Linked DNA regions of Homo sapiens: region 2 is linked to region 1. Evidence: chromatin loops called from intact Hi-C (ENCODE). Cell type or tissue: lower leg skin. All regions are shown on one strand. Each heading gives the region's core, and the rest is flanking DNA. Links, peaks and the distances in the headings are about the cores only. Region 1 overlaps ATP10A (ATPase phospholipid transporting 10A (putative)). Region 2 overlaps LINC02250 (long intergenic non-protein coding RNA 2250).

Region 1 (7,925 bases), core at 2,342-4,841:
CACAAATGTAACTAACTGATTTTTGACAAAGACGCTTTCAACCAAAAGAAGACGCTTTCAACAAATGGCACTGGAGGAACTGGGCAGCCACATGTGGAAAGATGAAGTCTAACCTAACCCTCACACCTTTCATGAAATGTGACCCAAAATGGACTGTATCTATAGATAAGATGTTAACGTGTAATGCTTTTAGAATAAAACACAGGAGAAAATATTCATAATTAGGCACATCTTAGACATGACACCAAATGCATGATACATAAAATTTAAAAAAAATGACCAATCAGACCAGGCACAGTGGCTCAAGTCTATAATCTCAGCACTTTGAGAGGCCGAGGCAGGACAATCACTTGAGTTCAGGATTTTGACACCAGCCTGGGCAACGCTGGGGCATCCCATCTCTTAAAAAAATAAAAAATTAGCCAGGTATGCTTGTGCGCTCCTGTGGTCCCAGGTACTAGGGATGCTGAGGCAGGAGGATCCCTTGAGCCTGGGAGGTTGAGGCTGTAATGAGTTGCGATGGCACCACTGCACTCCAGCCTGGATAACAGAGTGAGACCTCATCTCCAAAAAGATAAAATAATAAAATAAAAATTTAACAAGAATAAAAATTTATCAAAACTAAAAGCTTTTGTGAAAGACAATATTAAAAAATAAAGAAGATAGGGATGAAATATATGCAAATCACATAGCCCACAAAGGACTTACATACAGAAAACATAAAGAATTCTCAAAACTGAACATTAAGAAAACAACTCAATTAGAAAATGGAAAAATACTTGACAATTCATCCAAGAGGATATTTGAATGGAAAATAAGCACATGGAAAGATGTTCAACTTCATTAGACACTAGTGAAATGCAAATTAAAACCATAACAAGATACCACTACACACCCATTAGAGGGGCTAGCAGAAAAAAAATCAATGACAATGCGAAGTGCTGGAAAAGACACTGAGCAAAGTAATACAGCACTTTGAAAAGCAGGCTGGTGTCTGGCAGCTTCTTATAAACTTAGACACATTCACATCTAACCTAGGTATTTAAAGAAATGAAAACATGTTCACACAAAAACCTGTATACACACATTTATAGAAGTGCTGTTTATGATTGTCAACAACCAGAAACAACTAAAATGTTCTTCACTGATTGAATGGATATGCAAAATCTGGTGTTAGTGGATATTACTCAGCATCAAGGAGAAATATACTACTGGTTCATGCAACAGCTCAGGTGAATCTCAAAAGTGTTATGCTGAGTGACAGAAGCCAGGCTCTGAAAGTTACACACTGGAGTATTCTGTTTACTTGACATCTGGAAAAGACAAAACTGTAGTTCTGGAGAACAGATTGGTGGCTTCCAGAGGTTAGAAAAGGAGGGAAGTTACAATTGCACGGGGGTAGCATGGCAGACTTTCTGGGGATGATGGAACTCTCCTGGACCGTGGATAGGGTGGTGTATATACATATACAGATCTATGCACGTGTTAAAATTCATGTAAGTGTATAACCAAAAAAAGAGCCAATTTTACTATATGCTAATTATAGATAAATAAATAAAAGCAATGACCAGGTCATCAGGTCAACCTTTAGTATAAATTCGCAAACTTTCTTGGAGAAAGAGGTCACTTAAAAAAAAAAAAGGCCCTGGTGAAGGCACAGGCTCTGAAGCAGGGTGACCTTGCATAGATGTGAGAGGAAGGGGGTGCCCCGGCCAGCGTGGCTGTGAAGAAAGGACTGGGAATGGTGGGAATCTGGATCATAGAATCCAATGGAACAAGGTGCGAGGGTCACAATGGCGTCTGTACAATGTGGACAACGGGGCTTGAAAGGCAGCCTTTCCTACGCTTACAGATGGAGTGAGAGGTCCTAGAGGCCAGGAGATGAGTGGGGGCTGCTGCAATAACTCACAGAGCAGGAATGCTCCCACCAAGGCCATCTCAGAAAGGGGGACTCCCAAGCGACAAAGTCCCAAGGTCCTGATAGCTGATGGTGCAGGTGTGGACCTAAGAGGGGCTGGGGTGGGGAGTCTGAGTGTGAGCCCCAGAGAGGCTGTGGTGGCTTTGGCCACACTGGGGAGGAGCAGATCAGCCACAGCAAGACAGTTCCCTGCTCCATTCAAGAAGCCTGAAAGCCGGCGCAAGAAGTTTTGAGTGGGAACTTCTGCGAGGACTCAGAGCCCAGACCAGGGCAGTATATGAAGTAGCTACTCGCCACAGACTTGGGGATTTAAACAGACAAATCCAACTGGATAAAGAAGTCCTCAGTGCCTGCAATGATCCTGAGGTGGTCAGTGCTAAATGGACCACTGCCCTGGCTCCACTGTGGAAGCACAGGGGACCTCACGAGAAAGTTCTTTGATGACTTGGACAGTATGTCAGGAGAAACCAGGCTGAACTTTGTATCAATAAAGCCCAGACATGCATTCCTTTGGTACTAAGAAATTCCAGCAAACTTTACCTCTTCCAAGGCAATAACATGCACATCCTAAACCCGAATGCGGAGGGTGAGGTCCTTCTAACAGCAGCTGCCAGGAATGTGAGTGTCTGCCAAGGGGGCCACGATAAACATGGACCACCCCAGGGGAAGGAAGCGGAGCCACTTGAAACCCACCTACCTGGGAGGTGGCATTCAGGGTGATGACCTCCTCGTCGTGGTCCAGCAGTTTGCAGGCATATGCAATGTTGACAGCTGTTTCTTGTTTGTCACCAGTGAGAACCCAAATCTGCAGGCCCGCTTGACGCAATTTAGAAATAGTTTCAGGGACTCCGTCCTGCAGGCGGTCTTCAATCCCAGTGGCACCTGGTCAAATGCACAGCAGTGTGAGCGAACCCGCTTCTCACGTGCCCCCCAATCCTTCTGGGGTGCAAATGTCATGCACCAGATACACCGAAGGCAGGCACTGGTACAGCCCCTGTTGCCTGGGCCTTGCCAGGGGCTGGGCTGCCAGTTGTCTGCCATGTAGTGACAGGAAGTCCCCTGTGGAACCATTTCAGGACAGTGGTGGACGCTTTTGACAGCTCTGTCGATGTGACTCAGTCGAGTGCGTAGGAATAACTGTGAGTCACTGAGCATAATTATGTGTACTTACACCAAAGTACCTCAACTTCTTTCTAACTTGTAACTTTACAGATAACCTGAAGGCAAAGCGTATGGGAAGGTGTTGGGAATGACGATATTCGGAGGGATAAAAATATAGTCTTAAAAATTGCCCATCCCATAGAAAGCTTCTGGTGAATGAAATTCAGAATGTCCAGTCTCAACAATGCTTATTACTAGTCACTATAGAAACAGACTTCACAGGTAAGGCCATTATTTCTTGAAACCAAGATTATCCTAAATATGCTTTTTCCACAAACATAAAGAAGTTGAGAGGCAGGTTTTGCCTTTTTGGTCTCAGTATGTTGGGAAAAATCTACTATTGACTGCGGAAATGTGCTTAGGCCTGCCTCAGATTTTTTTTTTTTTTTTTAAGATCTGTTTACATCTTGGTGAGATGGTTTCTGTCTTCCCCACTCTGGAAGTGAGCTGCAGCCCTGGTCCCTAGGTTCGAGCCCTGACTGAGGCTCCTTTACTGCGCTACACCATGCTGTGCCCTGTGCTGGGATGCTGCTATGGACTGAGCGTTTGTGTCCCCCAGATCCATAGGAGGGAGCACTAATCCCCAGTGTGGTAGTATTAGGATGTGGGGCCTGCAGGAGGTAATTAAGTTCAGATGAGGTCATGAGGATGGGGCTCCCTCGATGGGATCAGTGTCCTTATAAAAAGAGGCACTGGGGTCGGGCGCGGTGGCTCACGCCTGTAATCCCAGCACTTCGGGAGGCCGTGGCGGGCGGGTCACTTGAGGTCAGGAGTTCCAGACCAACCTGGTCAATGTGGTGAAACCCTGTTTCTACTAAAAATACAAAAATTACCTGGGCGTGGTAGTGGGTGCCTGTAATCCCAGCTGCTCGGGAGGTTGAGGCAGAATTGCTTGAACCCAGGAGGTGGAGGTTGCAGTGAGCTGAGATCATGCCACTGCACTCCAGCCTGGGTGACAGAGCGAGACTCTGTCTCAAGAAATAAATAAATAAATAGGCATTGGAAAGGTGATTTCTCAATCTCCCCATTGTGTGAGAACACTGCAAGGAGGCAGCCATCTGCAAACCAGGAGGAGATCCCACACCAGACATTGTGAGCTGTTAGAGCCTTGATCTTGGACTTTTAGCCTTCAAAACTCTAAGAAGTAAATGTCTGTGGCTTAAGTCCCCAGTCTGTGGTATTGTGTGACAGCAGAACAAACGAACTAAGCCACCCTTACCCCTTCTTCTAGAATGATGGGATGGCAGGCATGGGGAGGGGAAGGTAGAACTGAGGTACAGTAAACACACAAGTGTACATTTCTTAAATATTCCTTTGATACACTTTCACAAGTCACATACCAGTGTCACCAGCCCTGAACTTAGGGGGCAGAACATCACCAGCACCCCAGAAGACCCCCTCAGGGGCAAGTGGCTGATCTGCTGTCTTCCAGCTCAGGTAGCCTGGGCCTAGCTCCCATGTCGGGGATGTACTGGAAGGTGATGTGGGAACTTGGGGAGGGCCCAGAAAGGAGGAGGGAACATTGCACCCATGCTGCACACTGCTCTGAACCTTATAACCTGAGTACCCTGGGAAGACCACACAGCGTGTGGAGCTTAAGACCTGCTCAGGAAGAAAGCCAGGTCACGCTCTGTGCTCCCCGTGAGCACATCCCCAGCCACCCGGGCACCGGGAGGGCATCTGACCTTAGCTTTGCTCCTCTACCCTGGCCCTTGGGCTCTAGTAGGGGGGCAGACTGTGTGTGGCCCGTGTCCCTGGCTCATCCTGAGTGTCACTTGTACTATGACAGGTTCCTTGATGTCTGGGGAAGACAGGGATGGTCTTGCCTTCCTCTGTGTGTTCATAGTAATTCATTCATACTTAATGATAGTAATAATGATTATAGAGTAAGACTAATAATGGCTAACCTTGATGGATTACTGACAATTTGCCAGGATAACGCTTCCACTACAGTGCTTGAAACATAACCCAAGCAGTTGCCCACTCTTCTCTAAATGGCAACTTCCTGCCTCAAGGACCTTGTGCCTCCCACCTTTGTATCCGAGCTGCTGAGCTAAAGTCCCTCAGTCAAATGTCTGCCAAGAAAGAAAGCAGGGAAGGCCTTGCCGGAAACTCCAGTACGGAGGGTGTCTGCTGTTTCACAGGGAAAAGTTAACACCTTGAAAACAGAACCTCCTTAGTTCAGGAGCTATTTGGTCAAACTCATGGGCCTCCCACTGGGTCACCCCACCAACACTCACCTTTATAAGGTGTGAGCCTGAGTCAGGTGCAGAATAGCATTGAACTGAAAAAGGAGTTATGGGAGGGACCCCCACCTCGGCATGAAACATGGCAGAGGAAAGAGTACCTGCAGGCAGCAGCCTTTCAAGATGATTTGGGGCACAGCGGCTTTCTTCAGCTTTCCAAGGTACTTGTTTGTGATATAATTTATGTGACTCTGAGTAAATGCCACTGTCTTTACGACCTGACCCTCTGGAAGGCCTGGCATTTCTGAGTATCATAACTCAGGAGTTGGTGGTGTGCAGAGCCCAGCGTCACTGTGCTTGGTGCCACACAGCTTTGAATGGGAGGGGAAAGGATTTCACCAACGAGGAAGTTTTAGACATTTAGAGAAACTAGCAAGGACGCCGGGGAAAATGAGCAAGAGTATCCTTTGAATTTAGGTTCCTGCCCAGAGCATTAAGGAAAAGAAAATTTCAAGAGCATGGAGAGAACGGAGATCCTTTCTGCTGAAGATAGTTATGTATGGTTCTCTGATGCTATTTAAGATAAGCACCTGGGCCTGGTGCAGGGGCACACGCCTGTAATCCCAGCACTTAGACAGACTGAGGCAGGAGGATCACGTTAAACCAGGAGTTTGAGACAAGCCTGAGTGAGACCCTGTCTCTACCAAAAAAAAGTAAAAATTTATCTGGGCCTGGTGGCACACGCCTGTGGTCCCAGCTACTCAGGAGGCTGAGGCGGGAGGATCACTAGAGCCCAGAAATTTGAGCTCACAATGTGCTGTGATCGCACCATTGCACTCCAGCCCAGGTGACAGAGTGAGACTCTGTCTCAAAGCAAAAAAAAAAAAACAAAAAAAAAAAACAAAAAAAATCACCTTCATGAAAAGATTTGGCTTTGGAATAGTAAAAATATAAGTGGCTGGCTTCACTTTTCTTAATGAAGCTGAGGAGCTGGAACACAGTGCCCGCGTTTGAGCCATGTGAACGCTAAGGTGGTGGGTGGCTCCCATACTCTCCAGCTCAGGCCTCGTCATTTGAAACATAAACATATCAGGTAGCAGGAGATGGTAAGTGGTTAACAACCGGTCTGTGGGAGGAAGGTCGATTTACTGCATTTGCTCATTTCTGTGGTATAAATACTCCCACCTTGGCTGACTTCAATCTACTAACATAGCATCAAAAGGCGACGTGAGATTCCTGAACATTTATGTGGGCTACTGCAAAATTCTTCAAAATGTATCCATGAGCTCTGCCAGGAGGCGTGAGCAGGCTCCAGTGCACGGCTGGCACCCATGTGGGCAACCCAGGAGTTCCATCGCTGACACATCTCAGAGCCATCCTCACGTGCACCTGGAGGGAAGGAATCCACCTGAGGATGACAGCGGGATGTGGTGGAATCAGTTTGGAGAAACGCTGATGACCGGGATCCCGACTCCAATCAGAGGAAGTGGAACAGGGGATCGGTAGACAACTCTGATTTTAGATCTTCACACAGTTGCCCAAGTAAAAATTATAGAATCCAAGCAAGGAATCCCTGTGAAAAAGGCCTAAGAAGATGACTGGAACTCAAGTTAACCATGAGCCTCGGGTGCCGCAGGGGCCGTTAACAACTTAGGATATGTTAACAGAGCTGCAGCATCCGGGCCAAGAGAGGTGACCGATGCACGATCACCAGAGAAAGCCTGCAGAGGAGAGGCCAGCTGGGTGGAAACGGTGTGGAAGCACCAACCAGGAGACTCACCACACAACCGCTCAGTGCCAGGCCCTGTGCCTGCGCCACGCTCAGTGCCCCCCGTCATCCCTTCCTTTCACCCTCACAAGAGCCCAAAACACTGGGATTACCACAGAGCGGAACTTGGATGCAAAAAGGATTGAGCCACTTGCCCCAGGCTGTCCGATCAGCCTGCATGACCAGCCCGCATGACCAGCTTGCAGTGGCAGAGCAGGGCTGGACAACTGAGTCAGGGCTCCTGGGCTCTGAGAGCAGGGAAGATGGAGAAGGGGCAGCCTGGGACTCACAGCCATGTCCCCAAATAGTCAAGGTTTCATCATGTGGAAAAGGGAGGAGATTCTGTCTGCATTACTCCAGGGGGCGGAACCAGCAAGCACTGTGAAATGGCACCGGAGGGCCAATTTCACTCCATTTGAGAAGTTAGTGCTGTCCAGGGGAAAAGCTGCTCCCTGGGGAAGGTGCCCCACAGTGAAGGGTTAAAAACAAGCCTGGTCAATGAGGCTGGGCGGGCACGTCTGGGACAACCAGCAGATGCCTCCTACCCCACAGGCCTGCACAATACTGTCTTCCGGGGAAGCCCAATCAGTCCAGACGACAGCAGCCCTGCTTTAGTAAGCCAAAACTTCAGGGCCTAAAACAGGCACAGCCATTTCTCAGGTGTTCCATTTAATTCACATCCAGGGCTGCCACTCATGGTGCCACTGGGCCCCTGGATCCCGGGGCTTTCCAAGTAATGTGTGGCCTCCTATAAGATTCTGTGGGCAAACAATATATAAAATGTGTGCAGATATATGTTATGCCTAGTGTACATTATGCTATTAAATGCAAACCTTAACTATGTATTATACTAGAAATGTAGATGTAAATATATAGCTATCCCAACTCCTCT
Region 2 (7,925 bases), core at 2,026-4,525, 190 kb before region 1:
AGGTAGAGGCAGAGTGCTATAGACTGAATGTTTGTGCACCCTTCCCCACCCACCCAACCCTGCAAATTCATATATTGAAACCTAACCCTAATGTGATGGTTTTAGGAGGTGGGGCTTTTGGGAAGTGATTAGGTTATGAGGGCAGGGTCCTCATGAATGGGATTAGTGCCTTTTTCAACAGGCCCCAGAAAGCGCCCTTGCCCCTTCCACCATGTGAGGATGACCATCTATGAACTAGGAAACAGGCCCTCACCAGAGACTGAATCTGCTGGCATTTTTGATCTAGGACTTCTCAGCCTCCAGACTGTGAGAAATAAATTTCTGTTGTTTATTAGCTACTCAGTCTGTGGTATTTTCTTATAGCAGCCCAAACACACTAAGACACAGAGATTGGAGTGGTGCAGCCAAGAGCCACAATTGCCAAAGGTGCCAGCGACTTGAAGAGCCAAGGCATGGATTCTCCCCTCTGGAGGGAGTATGGCCTGTGGACACCTTGGTTTTAGCCCAGGGAAGTTGATTGTATACTTCTGGCCTCCAGAACTTTGAAGAATAGCTTTTGGTGTTGTAAGGCACCAATGTGTGGTAGTTTGTAGAGCAACCACAGGAAACAAATACAGAAAACAACCATTTCCTCCTGAATCAAACTCCAAACAACCAAATTCCACCTTGGTCATCAAATTTCAGAATAAGTAGCATGAGACATTTTTGTCCCACACAGGTATTACTGGGGCGATGTTATGAAGGTGACGGGAATTTTTTAAAATAGTTTTTAAAATTATGAAAGTGAAATGCAGTCATGGTAGAACAAAGAAGCCAAATAGTATGACAAAGTCTAAAATTCAGTGTGCCCTCCACTCCTGATTCCCGGAGGTCAGTCCTCTGTTTCTGTGTACTCTTCTTTCAATTATGATGAATACAAATATACTTATATCTCCTTATTTTTATACAAACTGAATCATTCATTCACACCACACAGCACATTTTTTGTTCATTTAAAAGTGTATTTTGGGAGATCTTTCGGTATTTGTATATAGATAATTCCTAATTATTTTTCAACAATTGTATGGACATATCATAATTTAATCTGTCTAAACTGATTACTTATTAAGGAAAATGAGATATGCTTTTGCTTTGACAAGGACACTATGCCTTTAAACTGCACTTGTAAGATAATAAAATACTTTTATTTCCCTAAGTCACAGCAAACTATTGTCATTGCTCTTAACAGGCAGCATGATTCATGAAGAGGCTTGGGTTCTGCCCAGGAACCCTAAGATTGTGGGAGAAGTCTGGGATCTTCTGAGTGATAATATTCATCTGTGTCAAATGCAAACTATTGGGCACAGCCCAGGAAAAGAGAAGGCTCTGAAACAAATTGGCTGAATGAAGAAATCAATCAACACACTGCTATTGTGTTTATCTGGGACCTTACTCGAGATCTCAGTGCTAGTAAGTGGCTGATCCAGGATGTTGACCCTGGCCAGCTGACACCCAAGCCCGTCCACACTCTTAGCTAATCAAGGCAAATACTTTGGCTATCCATGGCTGCATTGCAAGCCACCCCGAAACTCAGCAGCTAATACAGCAACAATCATTTATTTGCTCATGATTCTGCCATTTGGGCAGTGCTTGGTGAGAACCACCCATCTTCACTCCATGTAGTGTCTGCCTGCACTGGAATGTCCAAGACAGATCATTTTACTCATGTGTCTGGTGCTTCTGCTGGGTGGGTGGAACACAGGGGCTGATCTGGCATTTCAGTCTCCATGTGGCCTCCCCATGTGACCAACATGGGCTTTCTTACAGTATGGTGGTCTTAGGCTATTGGCTTTCTTCCATAGCAGCTGACTTCTCCCAGATCACAAAAGCAGAAGTTGCATTCTTTCTTAATTTCCAAACTTGGAAATTTAAGGACATCACTTCTGCTGCCTTGATTGGTTAAAGCAATCAAAAGGTCAGGTCAGATTCAAGGGGAGAGGAAACAAACAACACTGCCTCTTGTGGAGGGAGAGTCAAGACCATTGCAAAAGAGCCTGTGGGATGGGAGATATCGTGGAAATCTTTGGAAACACACTCCACAACCGACAATTAAATGTGAACATTAGAAAGCTATTGTAGGAGAAGAAAGAAGAGTCACAAAGGGGAAGGAGTTTGTAAGACTGACAGATTACTTCCAGCCTGCAGAATGAAAACCAGGGATCATGGAGGACATGCTTGAATTGGCATTGGTGGGTAGGTAGAAGTAGACATTTGCATGTGAGAAGAAAGTGGCTTCAGGAGCACAGTGTAAGCAAAGGCCTGAGGTGGGAAGGTGGGGTGTGTGTATGTGTGTGTGTGTGTTTTCATCAAAAGATCTAGCAAGAAGAGGGTTGAAGACCTGTGGGGTGATCTATTTCTAAGCAAAAGGTCATATGTAGCATAGAGGTGGCTGGTGATACTGGCTTTCTTTGGTTCCTAGGGTACTGCAAATAGGGTGGAGATGAAGACAAGTTCTCGCCCTCTGGCTACACTGGCACGTGGGAACAGCCTTCTCTTGGAGGACTGTTGCCAGACAGAGGTATGTGGGCACCTAGGCATTGCCATTGACCTCAAGATGAGAGTGGAGTGGGTCATTATCGCTGCTCCCACCCTGGAGCTGAGCCCCCTCCTGAGCCCTTGTTGCGGCGCCTGTGAGGCGGGCCCAGCTGCAAATGGCAGCCGCGAGGTAATTGTGGGAAAAATATGCTAATTAGCAGATGCCCACGATTAACTTGCCTTTCCTGTTGCCTGTCAAACCCAAGCTGCCTTTGTTGGAAAAGATAATTAAATTGGAATCAGATGTCTGCAGTAAATATTTTATTCAGAGCCGTAGATGACAATAGAGGAAGTTGACTCTCAGTCCACCTTCAAATTCCCACCTTTGTCAAAGCTCAGGGCCTGAGCTTGGAGTCTACTCAGTGAGCTTCTTGTTAAACAATCAAGGGACACCACTGGGTGCTTATTAGCTTATTAATGCTAGCATGTTGTCAAAATGCATCTTTGTTCCTGTAAGAGTGGACGAAACCTGTCTTGGAATGTGTGGAATCCAGATCGACTAGGTACTCTAGCCAGCATCCTCCCTGTGTGCCTTCCTCATGCACCCCGTTTGCTTCCTGTGTATCCGGTCCCTCCGAGGGGATCCGAGGGGACCAAGGGTTCTGCTCCCCTCCCTCACTGAGGCTTTCCCCATGTGCCATCGTGGTACTGGAGCTCGGTGCCTGCACACAATTTTCTGCCTCTCGTGGATGGCTCTGCCCTGCTCCAGCAGGTGACAGTCATGATGGTGACTTTGGCGCGGTGAATGCCCAGGAAGCTTGTTAGATTTCTTTTCTTCATGTGATGCGTCAGCTCTGATACATCTTATAGGATGGGAAAGTAAAGAGTGCTTAGGGGGCAAGTGGCTCTTTCTTTTGAGTACAAATGGTAGTTTTCCTTAAGGACTTTATATGAGGAAAAGATCTGTGAGGAGAAACCAGTATGCCCTGTCCTACCTTCCTCCTCATACTCCAAGCCCTCCGTCATCCTCACAGTATCGTTGCTCTCCCTCCATGCCTGGGACCCTGGAAGGACGAGTAACTGGCCTAGCCTCTTGTTTGTTAGCAATGGAGAAAGGAAGCCAAAGAGTGAAACACATGTGGGAGACCCAACCTAGGAGACACAGGATCAAGACATGGCTCCTTGTAATTAGGTACATCAAACTGAAAATCTTCTGCATGGCAAGGGAAACAAGAGTGTAAAGGCAACCTACAGAATAGGAGAAAATATTTGCAAACCATATACCTGACAAGCAGTTAATTTCCAAAATATCTAAGGAACTCCTAAGACTCAATAGCAAGAAAACAAATCATCTGGTTAAAATATGGGCAGAGGACTTAAATAGACATTTCTTAGTTTTGCCTCTCTCCGCAGAGAAAGACTTTCTAAAAAACAAAAAACTCAAAAAACAACAACAAAAAAACCCTCAGTGGGGTGAATCTGCTGAAGAAGCAGGGAGACCTGGCCAGAAGCTGCCTTGGGGTGACATAAGGGAGCTGTGATGCCCTGCTGGCCTGGGACAGCACATGTGTGCACTGTGACACGGGGAAACTTCAGGAGCAGGGCCTGGGAGATGGCACTCAGCACGGCGAGGGAGTTGTGCCTTAGGATGGCCTGGATAGGGCAGTTTGCCTGTGAATGGGGAGGGTGATGGGAGTCACTGGCTTGCTACAGGTTGCACGTTCTGCCTGTGAGGTCATGCAGGAGGGTGGAGAGCCATCCACGACATGCCAGTCAATGGGAAAAATACCGTCTCAGTAGTACTTTTGAATTGTTTGAGTACTTGCTTAAGGTGAGCAAGGACCTTAACCTTGACCAAACTTTAGTGAGGCTCCTTAGTGCCGTCCCCCCAACCCCGTTTTTTTTTTTTTTTATTTTACCTTATCCTTGGTCCTGTCTTTGGTTTGCCTAGCCCAGTGCTGACAAGAAACCCTGTTGTCTGTTTAACAAGAGTCCCTGTACCCTTGATGCCTAATCAAGTTCCTGGTGTGAATTTTCCATTTGTTCCTTCCCTCTGCTGATTATCCCCACCTGTCCCTGTTGTATGCAGTCGATGAGTTCAAGCTCTCTCCCATTGACAATAGACTTAAATGAAGTCTTCCTTTCTGTTTTAAAAAGTGTCAGAATAACTTCTCTTTTACATGGCCTAGGGCCTAACACTCTAGAAGCCCCATTAGTGTAATTCCTTTCTCCCTTCAACCGCATTTATCCATTTCCCCTCTGCCCCCTACCCTTCCTCACCTCCAGGTGCAGTTGAAAGCCATGCTCCATTAAGTGGAGAGAGATTTGACCAGAGCCTGAGTAGGGAATATCTCTGTGTGCCTTTTTTGTCCATCTTAGAGGCATCTGATTGTAACACAAGCTGGAAGGGTTTTATGGGGTGATCTCTTCTTCCTTGAACATGGTTCACTCTTCAATATCAAGAACTCTGTGCAATCTCTTGAAATAATTAAAATAGAGTGGATGGTTAGGTGATGTTGCTGCCTGCCAACCTTCTGAATGAGGACCTGGCGTTCAGAAACTAGCTCAAATGTGTCACTCTTGGTATTTTTTCTTTGAAATTCCCCAACATTGTTTGAGTCCACCCTTCACATTTAATGTATTAAGACCTTATACATTGTAAGACATAGCGAGTTATTGGATAAGAAATTGTGAACACATCACTTTGACTTGTAAGGATTCATGTCATACCCCAAATGGATGAGTTGACTCTCAGGGATTGTAATTAATGGGCTTCACCAACGATACCTGCTAATGGACAAAGGGTCATTCAGCACAGACAATAACTTTGTCCCAAGTATGTGTTTTATAAGGTGGTGGCTGAACTTTAAGTCAGAGGTAGGAATATCATGGACAAAAGAAAAATATTCTCTAATTTTCTATTCTGAAATCGATTTCCAGCATGAGAATGGCATACAGTGCATACAGCATTCCCCTGCCACTGAACGCTCATGCCCAGCTGCATTTAGGTTTTGAAGGAGGCCTACTTTGAGGTTCAGGATGTGTAACAGCCCTATGTTGGCGTTACTGTTAAAAAGTGAATCCAGCCCCAGCTTCCTGCGGATAGTTTGAGTTTATGCCTTTGTCTCAGCATTTTTATTGATAGTGCCTTGTTCACCCTCAAAGATAGTCAGTTTTGGCTGATTTTTAGATCATAGGGTTACCCTAGTTACAGCACGTTGATGAAGATGTTGTACAGAGTCCTTTTCATGAGGACTTTTCTCATTTTCTTAATCCTCAAGACCAAGGATGTTTGTACTACTTCTTATTAACAATTTTGTCATTATGTTGGAGACAAGGAGTGATTCATATAACAGATCAAATTTCTGTTTTTGCACTGAGTTTGTGGGAAACTCAGAACTATCTCTAGTAATTCTACAGGTCTACCGTCTATGCATTTTTGTTTGTTTGTTTGTTTCTGAGATGGAGTTTCGCTTTTGTTGCCCAGGCTGGAGTGCAATGGCACGATATCTGCTCACCACAACTTCCGCCTCCCGGGTTCAAGCGATTCTCCTGCCTCAGCCTCCTGAGTAGCTGGGATTACAGGCATGTGCCACCACACCCGGCTAATTTTGTATTTTTAGTAGAGATGGAGTTTCTCCATGTTGGTTAGCCTGGTCTCAAACTCCCGACCTCAGGTGATCCACCCGCCTCGGCCTCCCAAAGTGCTGGGATTACAGGCGTGAGCCACCACGCCCGGCCCCCTCTGTGCATTTTTATATGATCTCAGTCTATTTGCTCCAAATTCTTGACTTTTTGCCTATAGCATTGTTTTTAATTTTTCAGACTGCCTTGAATTGACTCTGGACAAGACAATTATAAAACAATTATAAAGGCTAAATTTAACATTCATAGGCAAAAATGAACCTTAGCCTAAGTCTTGTACATTATCTAAAAACAAATTCAAAATGGAGCATAGACATAAATCTATACAACATTTTTTAAAATAGGGGAAAATGTTTGTGATCTAAGGCTAGGCAAGAGTTCTTAGACTAGACACCAAAAGCAAGATCTATTTTTTAAAAAGTTTGTAAACTGGGCTTTATTAAGTTTGAAAATGTTTTCTTTTCTACGAAACACTTTGTGAAGAAAATGGAAATACAAGCTACAGACTTGAAAAAAACATTTTCAAACCACACATCTGACAAAGTACTCCTATCTAAAATATAGAAAGAACTCTGAACTCAACAGAAAACAACAAGAATCGAATATGAAAATGGGAAAGAGACAAACATTTCATCAGGGAGTATATTCAAATGGCAAATAGCCTATGAAAGGTGTTCAACATCATTAGCCATTAGGAAAATGCAAACTAAAACCACAGTGAAATATTGCCACACACTTAACAGAAGGGCTGTTAGAAAGAAGGAAAGTGCCGCATGCTGGTGAGGATGCCGGGATGCAGCGACCAGATCGCTTACGTTTTGCTGGTGGTGATGTGAAATAGCACAGCCTCTAAAGAAAACATTTGGGCAGTTTCTTCAAAAACCAAACCTGTAGCTACCATGACACTCAGCTGTTACACTCCTGAGCATTTAACCAGGTGAAATGAAAACATGTTCTATATAAAAACCTGTGCCCCAATGTTTACAGCAGCTTTATTTGTAGTAGTCAAACAAACTGAAAACAGCTCAGATGTCCTTCAACAGGTGAATGGTTCAACAAACTGGTACACCCCTGCCATGTAATGCTACTTCTGCAGTAAGAAAGAATAAACTATTGCTATGCTGAAAAGCTTAGCTGAATCTCCAGAAAAGTATGTGGACCAAGAAAGGCCAATCCCAAAAGGATACATATCATATAATGTTATATATGTATAATATTCTTGAAAAATTACAGAAATTGAGATGACATGAATGTTTGCCAGGAGTTAAGGAGAGGTATAGGTGAGAGGAAAGTGTTGGTTGCAGGTAAAGGTCACCATGATAGAACCTTGTGGTGATAGAAATGTTCTGTATCTTCGCTGTATTGATGCCAGTATTCTGGTCGTGATACTGCACTGTAGTTTTGAGGAACTGTCATGCTTTTCTTCGTAGCAGCAGCACTATTTTTTATTCTCACTAGCAGTGCCGAAATGTCCCAATATCTCCACATCCTCACCAACATCTGTCTTTGTTTGTTTTGATAATTGGCATCCTAATGGGTATGAAGTGGTTGTAGTGTAGCTTTGCAAAATGCTACTACCATTGGGGGAAATTGGGGAAATGGTACACAGGATCTCTCTGTATTATTTCTGAACAAGTTTCATGTGAGTTTATAATTATCTCAAAATCTGAAATTAATTAAAAAGTGACATGCTTATTGCCAAAATTAGACAGCAATGAAAAATGTAAAGATGAAAATAAAAACCACTAAGAGGAGGCAGCATTTGG

Evidence for each region. A loop is a pair of places that touch in the nucleus more often than their neighbours do. Peaks named below come from ENCODE experiments on the same cell type or tissue, not always from the same donor. Only the 100,000 strongest peaks of a DNase experiment are listed, where the experiment ranks them.
Region 2: a loop joins it to region 1, with 2.4 times the contacts of the local background. A loop is called at or near these places in 53 of 110 quality-filtered maps.

What each region holds. Positions count from the first base shown.
Region 1 is chr15:25,699,301-25,707,225 of GRCh38, forward strand. It overlaps ATP10A (ATPase phospholipid transporting 10A (putative)), which reads right to left. Exons shown (of 21, transcript NM_024490.4): 13 at 2,616-2,800. Among named protein-coding and RNA genes, the nearest start is that of LINC02250, 120 kb to the left of the region's middle. In lower leg skin, for the core only: no CTCF peak of the experiment used is centred there; a DNase peak (open chromatin) is centred at 3,821.
Region 2 is chr15:25,511,654-25,519,578 of GRCh38, forward strand. LINC02250 (long intergenic non-protein coding RNA 2250) reads right to left here. Exons shown (of 5, transcript NR_187215.1): 2 at 4,795-4,992. Among named protein-coding and RNA genes, the nearest start is that of LINC02250, 63 kb to the right of the region's middle. In lower leg skin, for the core only: no CTCF peak of the experiment used is centred there; no DNase peak of the experiment used is centred there.